Regions from separate parts of the Homo sapiens genome. Here region 1 is linked to region 2. Evidence: chromatin loops called from intact Hi-C (ENCODE). Cell type or tissue: A673. All regions are shown on one strand. Links, peaks and the distances in the headings refer to the core of each region. The heading gives the core; the rest is flanking DNA. Region 1 overlaps SHROOM4 (shroom family member 4). Region 2 overlaps SHROOM4 (shroom family member 4).

Region 1 (5,383 bases), core at 56-5,055, 67 kb before region 2:
AGCTGTCCTGTCTTTGTTGTTGTCATAATACTCCTGCCATCTATAATTAAATGGAAGGGGTTACAACTGTTGAAACTTGTTAAAACTGAAGTTGTCCTACCATGTATTAATATACCAGGGATAGGAAGATGTTTACAGTTGGCACAGTGTTAGAGAAGTCCTGGAAAGGCAAGAGAGAGAAAAATTAAAATAATAATATAAAACAGAGGTGGGGTAAACTATGGTCTGTGGCCAAATCTGGCCTGCTAACTAGTTTTCCAATTAACATTTTATTGGAATAAAAGCAACTGGAGCAGGCATGCTGATCTATCTATGTGTTGTCTATAGCTGTTTTTAAAAAAAAAAAAAAAAGACACCAAAATGGCAAAGTTGAATAGTTGCAACAGACACTATATAGTCTACAAAACCTAAAATATTTACTACCTGGCCCTTCACAGACTAAGTTTGCTGGCCCCTGGTATAAAGCATTCTCCAAAAAGAAGACCTTGAGGCTCTCTCTAAAGCTTAAAAAGACTGAAAGAGAACCATCGTAGTCTACAAGTGAGAATGAATAAAAAAATCACAGAATATTTAAGCCAACAAACATGGTAGGCAAACTGCTGGATTCTTGAGATTCAATTATTCTTTTGAATTTGGGCAATGATGTGGTTGGTACAGGGTAAAATGAATGGTATATGGGTTCACACAAGTGTGTGTTTGCTTGCCTGCTTCCTTCTGTTCACAAGATATTTATTAAATGCTACTTCCATCTAGATACGGAGTTAGCTGTTGGGGATACCATGGAGAATAACATAGACACATTCCCTGCCCACATGGAGCTTATAAATCTGTTGTGTTTGACTCTGGCACGACCCCTACAGGTTGTGTGACTTTGAGTAAGTTTATATAACCTCTTTTAGTCATTCTTTTCCCATCCGTATGATAAGAACACTAATGTCTCTTTTGCAAGTTTGTTATAATGATCAAATGACATTATATACACACACATATAAAATATGTGTATATATAAAATATATACATATATTTTTCAAGTCATTCAAACAATATTGAAAACTATGTGCTAAGCACTATTTTAGGTATTAGTGATATATCAGTTAATAAAACAGATTTAAAAGAAAATCTTGCCTTCATGTAAATTACCTTTTAGGTAAATATATGAAAGTACCTGAAACAGAGTAGCCATTTGGTAACTGCTCTTTTCTTTTTCCTAAGTAAAAGGAAGGCAGTACTTATCCTTCAGTACTGATTTTAGCAGGCAGTACAATACTGGTTAAAACTTCATCCGGCCAGGCGCGGGGACTCACGCCTGTAATCCCAGCACTTTGGGAGGCCGAGGCGGGCGGATCACGAGATCAGGAGATCGCGACCATCCTGGCTAACACGGTGAAACCCCATCTCTACTAAAAATACAAAAAAAAAATTAGCCAGGCATGGTGGTGGGCGCCTGTAGTCCCAGCTACTTCGGAGGCTGAGACGCAGGAGAATGGCGTGAACCCGGGAGGCGGAGCTTGCAGTGAGCCGAGATCTCACGCCACTGCACTCCAGCCTGGAAGACAGAGCCAGACTCTGTCTCAAAACAAACAAACAAACAAAAAAACTTCATTACACAACTCATAGACCAGGTGTTATTATCAATCACATAGTACCCTAATAATTGTCAATCAGAATGATCATTAGGTTGGATAGCTCAAGTTGTGAAAATGACTAGTTCTGAATTCATTCATTTCTCTTTTCTTAAATGTGCCTCTTTGCCATTGTATACTATTTCTTGATCTAGAAAGTTATCTACCTCTCTTGCCAAAACAAAGGCCAAAGTCAAGCTTCAATCAAAGGAAAATGTACTGCTAGAGCTAAAAGAGGTTTCTGTAATCACCGTATTCAGTGACCTCATTTTATAGGTGAGAAGATTGAGGATTAGAATGAGAAAGGACTTTCCTAAGGCCACACAGCGACAGAGGTAGACTAGACTAGAACCAGCAGCTTCTTCTTACCAGTCAAGGTTTCTTTCCACTGTTTCTGGGATGTTTCACATTTGCTACCTCCTCTAGGAAGCCTTTCTATACTTGGGGGAAATGTCTCCTTTCTGTACCTAAAGTAAGTTTGTGATTCTATCCTTTGCCTTAACTTTTTCCTCTGCCAATTCATCTTTTATGAATTTATCCACTTCCAAAGGTTTCACCTCTCTCCTGGATATAGGAGACTGCCAGATCTCTCTTCCCAGCTTTCCCTTCTTCCTGAGCTCCAGACTTCCATTCCAAGGTGTACATTAACCCTTACCCAACCAACCCCCTCCAGTGTCCTAATATCTCTATTTCAGTCTATGGCATCTTTCCCATCCTTGTCAATCAAGCTCACAATAGTAGAATCCACTTAAATTCCCTCTTTTATTCCCAGCAGTCACCAAGTCCTTTCTGAGCTCCCTGTGCAGTGTTTCTAATATCCATCTCATCTATTTCCTTTTCCTTCGTCCTGCTACTGCCAGGGACTCATTACCTCTTGTCTGGATGCCCTCCAACCCATTCTCTGCACTTCTGCCAAATTAATCTTCCTAAAGTACATCTCTGTATTTATTTCAATCAGCAGTAATTGTGCTTTGGGTAAATCTCATGAGTTATGAGGTCTCTATTGTGCTTAGCCTGGCTCATGTCATTTCCTTTCTCAAAAAAGCTCCAACTGCCTGCAGAAATAAGTCTAAATACTTCATCCCAGCATTTAAGACCCTGTATAGATGAATCTACGTGACTTTTTTCTATCCTTATCTTTCTGAAACCCAAAGGGGTATATCTTAAAAGAGTTTACCTCCTCACTTGGACATACCCAATTTTTTCACAGGTGTCCTGGACCTCATTCTCCTCCACTTTTTAAAGAAATCTTGCTCCTTTAATTTCCACTCTCCCTTTTTCAGGCATTTTCAACCTGTTACCCTTCTCTTGTCCTAGTTTTTTCCCCTAAGTCTACAAACCAGCTCAAGTCTCCCATTTTGAAAACACCTTTCCCAGACCTATAGTCATCTTTAGGTATTGTGCTCTTTTTTCCTTTCACAGGTAAACTATTTTGAAAAGCAATGAACTCCTTTTGGTTCCTGTGTTACTTCACCTCTGTATTAGTGTCCTAGGGATGTCACAACAAAGTGACACAGACTGGGTACCTTAAAATAGCAGAGATTACATAGTTCAGGATACTGGAAGTCTGAAATCCAAGTGTCGGTAGGGCCATGCTCTCTCTGAAGGCTCTAAGGGAGGGTCCTTCCTTGATTCTTCCTAGCTTCTGGTGTTTACCAGCAACCCTAGGCATTCCTTGGCTTGTAGACATAGCACTCCAACCTCTGCCTCCATCTTCACATGGCCCTTTCCCCTGTGTCTCTGTGTGTCTGTGTCTATGTGGCCTTCTTGTAAGGTCACCAGTCATTGGATTTAGGTCCTACCTTAGTCCAGTATGATTTCATAATAACTAATTACATCTGCAAAGGCTCTGTCTCCAAACAGGGTTGCATTCAAAGGTTCTGGGTAAACATGAATTTTGCAGGGGCACCATTCAACTCAGTACAACTTCTCATCAGCACTTAACATTGTTGAACATTATTGTCTTCTAAAAATTTTATCTTCCTTTGGCTCCAGAAACACTATGCTTCCCCTGGTTTTTCTTTGCTTTCTCTTGTCTATTCCTTTTTTATGGTTCCTCTTCCTCTACTTGCCCCTTATGTATTAATATTCTCTGAAGTTCTGCACAAGTTTCTCTACTCTTCTAACACTGTACATTCTGGGTGATTTAATTCATTCCATGATTTAATTTAGCAAATAAGACTTCTAAATCTCTCACTCCATCCCATACCTCACTCCCATTTATACCACTTCTTTCTAGGTATCTTCATTTTTATACCCCACACGTATCTCCAAAACTCTATATGTTAAAGTCATTAACTTCTACCTCCAAACCCTGATAAAATCTGCTTCTCCTCCTGTGTGCCTCTATAAAGGTAAATAATTCACAGTGAACCCAGTTTTTTCAGCTCCTTATTGCTATATCTAATTGAGCAAGTCTTGGCCATTTTATATATGCTGAAAATTTCTCAAACTTCTTCTCTCTTGTTTGCTCACTGCAAGTCTCTCAATTTGTTTACCTACCTCTAGTTTTACCATGCTCCCTACCTCCTGAATTTATTCTCCACAGTGCAACCAGAGTCATCTTTTAAAATGCAAATCTCATCATGAAATCTTTACTCACCAAAACCCTTCAAAGTTCCCTATTGTGTTCAGGTTAAAATCCAAACTCCTTAATTTGGTGAACAGGCCCCTTGAAATAGAACGCCTGTTTATCTCTGCCATCTCCACACAAGCCTGCACTTTATGTTATGGCCACATTCAACTGCTTATATTTCTCCAATGTATTCGTCAGAGTTCTCTAGAGGGACAGAACTAATAGGATATATATATGCACACACACATATATATAAAGGGGAGCTTATTAAGTATTAACTTACATGATCACAAGGTCTCACAATAGGCCATCTGCAAGCTGAGGAGCAAGGAGAGCCAGTCTGAGTCCCAAAGCTGAAGAAATTGGAGTCTGATGTTCGAGGGCAGGAAGCATCCAGCATGGCAGAAAGATGTAGGCTGGGAGGCTAGGCCAGTCTCTGCTTCTCACATTTTTCTGCCTGCTTTATATTTGCTGGCAGCTGATTAGATTGTGCCCACCAGATGAAGGGTGGTTCTGCCTTCCCCAGCCCACTGACTCAAATGTTAATTTCTTTTGGCAACACCCACACAGACACACCCAGGATCAATACTTTGTATCCTTCAATCCAATCAAGTTGACACTCAGTATTAACCATCACATCCAGCTACAACATATTCTCTCATATCTCTGTGCCTTTTCACATTCTGCTCCTTCTTCCCAAAATGATGACTGCTCCTTCCTCTTCTTTGTTTAGCTAACTCTTATTCAACACTCAAGACTTGACCTAAGCTTTATCACTTCTAAGAAGTGTTAGGGTTGATATCCCCAGACTGTATTAAGCTTCCTCCCATAAACAACACCCTTTAATTTCCTCTATCTAGAATCGTAACAGCCTGTTTACTTGTCTATTTCCCCCCTGTAAATTTTGGGCAGTGTCCATGTGTTGTTTTTCCTCCTATCTTAAGTATAGTGATCATAGTGCTTAGCAGGGTTACATGCTCGATACTCATTGAATAGCTAATTGAATGGAATGAATGTATGCCAGGCAAGGGCAGTAAGGGTTATTGCAGTGAGGATTAGAGGCTGAGACTTTTAGGGGTATTGGGTTGTCAGGCATCCAAATACTTGAAAGCTGAGATAGTGGATTCAGCAAAGGAAAGAGATAGAGTCAAAGATGAGTGCAAGGTTTCTTGCCAAATTGGATTGA
Region 2 (5,383 bases), core at 307-5,306:
AGATATCAATATGGAGAATAATTAACTTAGATTCATATCACATACTGTATAGAAAGTGGACCAGTAGAATCGCATATTTATTCCAGGTGTGGATGGAAGATAAATTTGTGTCTGTTAAATGGAGGATATCATCAGAGACAAGATCGATGGATTCAAATATATAAAAGTTGGTGGGGGGGAAGCCTTTGTACAACAAAATGTAATAAAAAGCTAAGCAACAGAACGAGGAAAATGTCTGGGATCAGCATCACTGACAACAGTTGCATGTCCAAAAAATATATATATAAAAATGGGTAGAAGGTCAGCTTTCAGATTTAGCTTCGTAAGTGGGCAAGGAAAATGAACAGGCAATTTACACATGAGGCAATAAAGGGAGTAAAATCATTGCATGGAAAAGTACCACCTCTCTAGCAATTAAAGAAGTACAAATAGAAGCAACTTCAAGGCATCATAATCTGCTTATTAAACTATCAGCAATTAAAAAAATCAATAAATAGAAATTGTAAAATGCTACCTTGGCAAGGCTGTGAGGAAACGTGCTTCTGGAAACAATACAAATTGGTTTAGTCTTCCTAGAGGGCAATCTAGAAAAATGTGACAAGAGTATGTGTTTCTGGGTTTAGTCTTCCTAGAGGACAATCTAGAAATATGTGTTCATATTATTTGGCCTAAAATACCCCCAAGGAAATAACCTAAGAGGGAAAAAATTATTTAAAGATGTTCATAGTAGTGCTTATTATACTCATGGAAAGAGTTTACCAATCTAATATATCATCATCTTGGAACAAAATAGAATAGCCATCAACAGTGACAGGTATACAAATGTTGGGTCTTTCCCAGAAATGAGTGGTTGTAATATTAACAAAAAAATAATAAATATGAAACCACATGTTGAATCTAATCTGATAGTAGCCATACACAAAGAAAATTCAGAAAGGAATCTGGCAAAATGTAAATAGTTGGATATGAATGTACATGGTGTTCTTTAGGTACATGTCAAGTTGTTGGAATTTATAATTAAAAAGAAAATCTGAATAAGAGGTGGCCCACGTTGGTTTGATATAGACCCGAGAAGTTAAAGATCAAGGGCTTTGTAAAAAATCCCCGTACCAATGACAGACAATGTTACTTACCAGACATGCTTACTCTCACTGCTAGCTAGAATTGGGTTTGCTAGAATTCTCCATCCACTAGCACTTTTGCTTGCTTAAATCCACAAGAACTTTGACATCACCAGACCTCTACGAATCTCCAAATTTGTCACCACCACTACAACATAGTACCCCCTCACACACACCCCCACCAATAAACATTTTATTATCTGCCTCAGAACCATCCCTTTCTTAAAGCTTTTCCATTTCCCTTCATTTCTATCACTAGCACTAGTTTGCATTTCAGTGCTATTATTCACAAAGAAGCACATTTTCTCTCTACCACAGTGACTGCATATGTATGTATTACTTGACAACAAATATAGATTGGGGTCATTGGAGAGAAGGAGCTAAGCTTCACCCAGGACAGCCCCAGTAAAGCAAGGACTTCTCTGATTTCTTCACAGGACACTTTGCATCAGCCTCCTGAGGACTAGAGAAGGTTCAGGGCAAGCACTGCCACTTGCATTTGTTGTTGCCAAGCTAATTGTTCATTACTTGAATTTCTGTGGGCCCGGGGGCAAGCAGGGGTGGCAGCAACAGGCTCTCTGGGTCCTTCTCCCCTCCCTGTGTATCCTCCTTGCGTCTCACTTCCTGGATCTTGCAAATATTTCCTTCGGCAATAACCTGGGAGTGTCTGTTTCTCTTGGAGCAGTCTTACTTGGCTGCTGAGGGAAGGGAAAGGCGAGACGGGTTGGGCTTGTGTGCTGTTGCTACTGAGATTCTAGAATGCCAAGCTATTGTGGTGAGCTTAAAAATAAAGTTTCCAAACAAGAAACTTCAAAAGGGCCGAGGAAGAGGTAGGAGGAGATTTTTCAGTCTCTGCAAATATTGGTTTTCATTTTCAATTCCTATTAGGCCAAAAAAAAATATTTTAACAAAAAGGGAAAATCCGTTCTTCAGAAGAAAAGGCAACCCATGGAAGCGGAAAAGAGATGAACAACCCTGGTTTTGGCAGGCAATTTACTTTTGTTTTTGAGATGTAGTCTCCTTGCTGATGTCAACAAAGCCCTTTCTCATAGTTTGCTTTCATGCTTCCTCTGCTTTCCTCAGTGAGGCGCTAAAGCCTTCATGGACGCCCGAGGATGAATGTAGCACAAGTACCTTTTGCTGTACCCCAGGAGTCCCTGCTTCCCTGCGATTATCTCTCAGAGACAGACAAGGCAGGTCTGGACACTGTGCTTTTTACTAGCTGGGAAAATGATTTATCCTTTTTAAGCCTCAGGAGTCTCATCTGCAAACTGACAATAATGGTTGTTGTGAAGATTAATGGAAATACATACGTGAAAGTGCCTAACACGGGGCCCAACACTTGGCAACCAGAGTAGTCGACTGGGTGCGGTGGCTCACGCCTGTAATCCCAGAACTTTGGGAGGCCAAGGTGGATAGATCACTTGAGGTCAGGAGTTCGAGACCAACCTGGCCAACATGGCAAAAACCAGTTTCTACTAAAAATACAAAAATTAGCTAGGCATGGTGGCACACGGGGAGGCTGAGGCATGAGAATCACTTGAACCTGGGAGGCAGAGGTTGCAGTCGGCCAAGATTGCGCCACTGCACTCTAGACTGGGCAAGACACTGTCTCAAAAATAAGAAAGGAAGGAAGGAAGGAAGGAAGGAAGGAAGGAAGGAAGGAAGGAAGGAAGGAAGGAAGGAAGGAAGGAAGGAAGGAAGGAAGGAAGGAAGGAAGGAAGGAAGGAAGGAAGGAAGGAAGGAAGGAAGGAAGGAAGGAAGGAAGGGGAAGAGAAGAGAAGAAAAGAAAGAAACCAGAGTAGTTCCTTTTCCTTAATGAAGCTCCTTGCCCTCCACTCCAAGGAAAGAATCCTTACTTGGTCTCAAAGCAGAGTTGCAAATTTCTGTACATTTAGGAGGCCTGATCCCCTTGAAAATAGGACTTCTAGAGGCCAACCAATATCCTTGGCTTGAGGCTGACACCCTTCAATGGAAGCCTCCCTTTCACCATCACCATTTTGCTTCAATTGTTAAAGCCAGGAAGACAGGAGCAACATTGGTTTTGCTCCCCTTTGATCTGGTCATCTTGCACAGTGTAATATTCAGCAAGGATTTGTTGAAGGAATGACTAGTACACACGTTGGCCCAGATGATCCCATTAAGGGTAGCCCTTCCCCTTCTGGAGTTGGTCTTCTTCTGCCTGCTTGATATAAGTGACTCTGCAAGTCTCAGGCTGCCCCAACACAGGGCAAGTGAGTGGGAGGGCAGTGGTTTTAAAATGAGGGCTGATGCAGAGAATAGCAATTCCCAAGTTGCCTTGTGCCCAGTACCTCCAGATAGGGTCACAGTTCCATGACTTGGGGCACCAGATGTCCCTAGAAGGGCATGTTCTTTTCTTCCAACTGTTTCTGGAGTTTATTACCGGGATGGGGTGGGGGGGGGGATTTTTTTAAGGCTAACACACATAGTTAGTACTTAAGACACCTTTGAATATCCAGACCTTTTGATTGTCACACTGCTCTTAACCCTAAACTTGCCTTTTATTATATCTCCCTTTTTAGTAGATAGGAAAAGTTTGAGTGAATGAGTCCAGGCTTAAACTCCTTAGTAAACTAGGGCCTCCTGGCTAGTCAGCTATGTGGTTGAGCTGGGACTTGAGGTCTCCTGGTTTCTTGGCTATTGAGCAGGGTTGAACATTAATCAGGGAGTGCAGTCCAATTCTCTTGATGGGAACAAGGAGCAAGCCTGAAGCATACAATTGTGAAGGCAATTTTCCATGTTCCTAGCATCATTTCTAGGTCCTTTTTACATAGTTCATCCTTATGACTGCTTATTTGTAAGATAGGTATTTTGTTGAAAATGAGGTAAGTGAAATACCTTGCTCAAGGTCACACAGCTTTTGAGTTATAGAGCCAGATTTTTAAATTTTATTGGAATTCAGACCCAAGTCTTTCCAACACTGTGTTCTTTCTGCTTTGCTCAATTGCCTGTCCTGTGCCCTGGTTAGGGAAGAAGAAAATGTGGTAAATTTGATTGTTATCATGGAGCAGGGTTGTTTTCATCACAGCTGCAATACATTGGCCCAATTGTTGCCTTTGAGGATATTGCTGCATTTCATAAAATCTACATCGGAGGTGAAGGTCGGGAGAGAGGCAGGGACAGGAGATAGAAATGGGCAACCAGGTGTGTGTGGTGAGGGATGGGGGACAGAATGTATAGTTTGGAAACCAACCTAATTGGAACAAATAACTGCCCCCAAACCATAGCACTCCCAACCCTTTTACTCTGAACCTTTGTTTCCATGATATGGTCCCTGAACCACCTGTGTTAGAATCCTTTAGGTGAATTGCTTAAAATGCTGATTCCTGGATCCCACCACAGAGGTATGAAACCCAATTTCTAGGGTTGGGGCCTATGAATTTGCATTTTAAACAACTTCCTGGGTAATTCTAATGAGGAGCCACTTTGATTATGAGCTGTTTTCCCAGACTAGTGGTTTCCAATGAAAGTTGGATCATGTACCCTTCTCAGAAAGAATTTTTTAAGCATGTACCCTCAACATATGTTGGCAATATATTTATTAATTTCTTATATGTGCTAATGTCCTCATATTTATGCTTTGAAATGCAAGAAATAGAAAAAAATAAATATAAAAGAAGTTCTGTGAACACAACTACCCTAGACTAAAAAATAAATGACCAGTCAAAAAAAAAGGGTAGGTGGTTGAAATCCAGTTTCAGGGAGAAGGAAAAAAGAATGGTAAAAGCCCAGTAGAGTGGAGAGTTGACCTTATTTTTCTACAAACCCAGAACTCCTCCAGAATGAAGAAAAAGGGAACTGACCATAAAGGTTTCAAGGTAAATATCAGTAACCCATTAATCGTTAATCTTTGGATACCAAAAACTGAAAAAATGATTGGACAAGGCTGAAGGGCGTTGGCCAGGCACCCAGTTGAAGTAGGAAGCAGCATTTTATGAGAGCACCTACATGAGACAAGCACCTCATCTTTTGAGATGTGTAGCTAAGGACGGCATTGACAAGGCACCAGCTTTGATCAAAGCAGCAAAGCTCCATGCAGCTCATGAACTCCGGTGCTCTTTGAGCACTGTAGGGTAAATCAGCCCAGTAATAGAATTAGGAAGCTTGATAAGGTTGAGCAAAGCAAATAATTTCCATTAGCTTGCGCTACCCCAAATAAATACGCAATTTAGGTAAAAACAACAGACTTGCTATGCAAACACAGCCTCGAGATAAATCCCAGGCCACTCCCCCTCCCCCCA

The links. Peaks named below come from ENCODE experiments on the same cell type or tissue, not always from the same donor. Only the 100,000 strongest peaks of a DNase experiment are listed, where the experiment ranks them.
Region 1: a loop joins it to region 2, with 5 times the contacts of the local background. A loop is called at or near these places in 3 of 110 quality-filtered maps.

What each region holds. Positions count from the first base shown.
Region 1 is chrX:50,682,236-50,687,618 of GRCh38, reverse strand. All of the region lies in intron 2 of SHROOM4 (shroom family member 4), which reads left to right. Among named protein-coding and RNA genes, the nearest start is that of SHROOM4, 130 kb to the left of the region's middle. In A673, for the core only: no CTCF peak of the experiment used is centred there; a DNase peak (open chromatin) is centred at 2,548; H3K4me3 peaks cover 189 bases; H3K27ac peaks cover 2,818 bases.
Region 2 is chrX:50,615,786-50,621,168 of GRCh38, reverse strand. The region is part of intron 5 of SHROOM4 (shroom family member 4); the gene reads left to right. Among named protein-coding and RNA genes, the nearest start is that of DGKK, 150 kb to the right of the region's middle. In A673, for the core only: a CTCF peak has its summit at 2,211; DNase peaks (open chromatin) are centred at 2,228, 2,688 and 3,018; H3K27ac peaks cover 4,094 bases.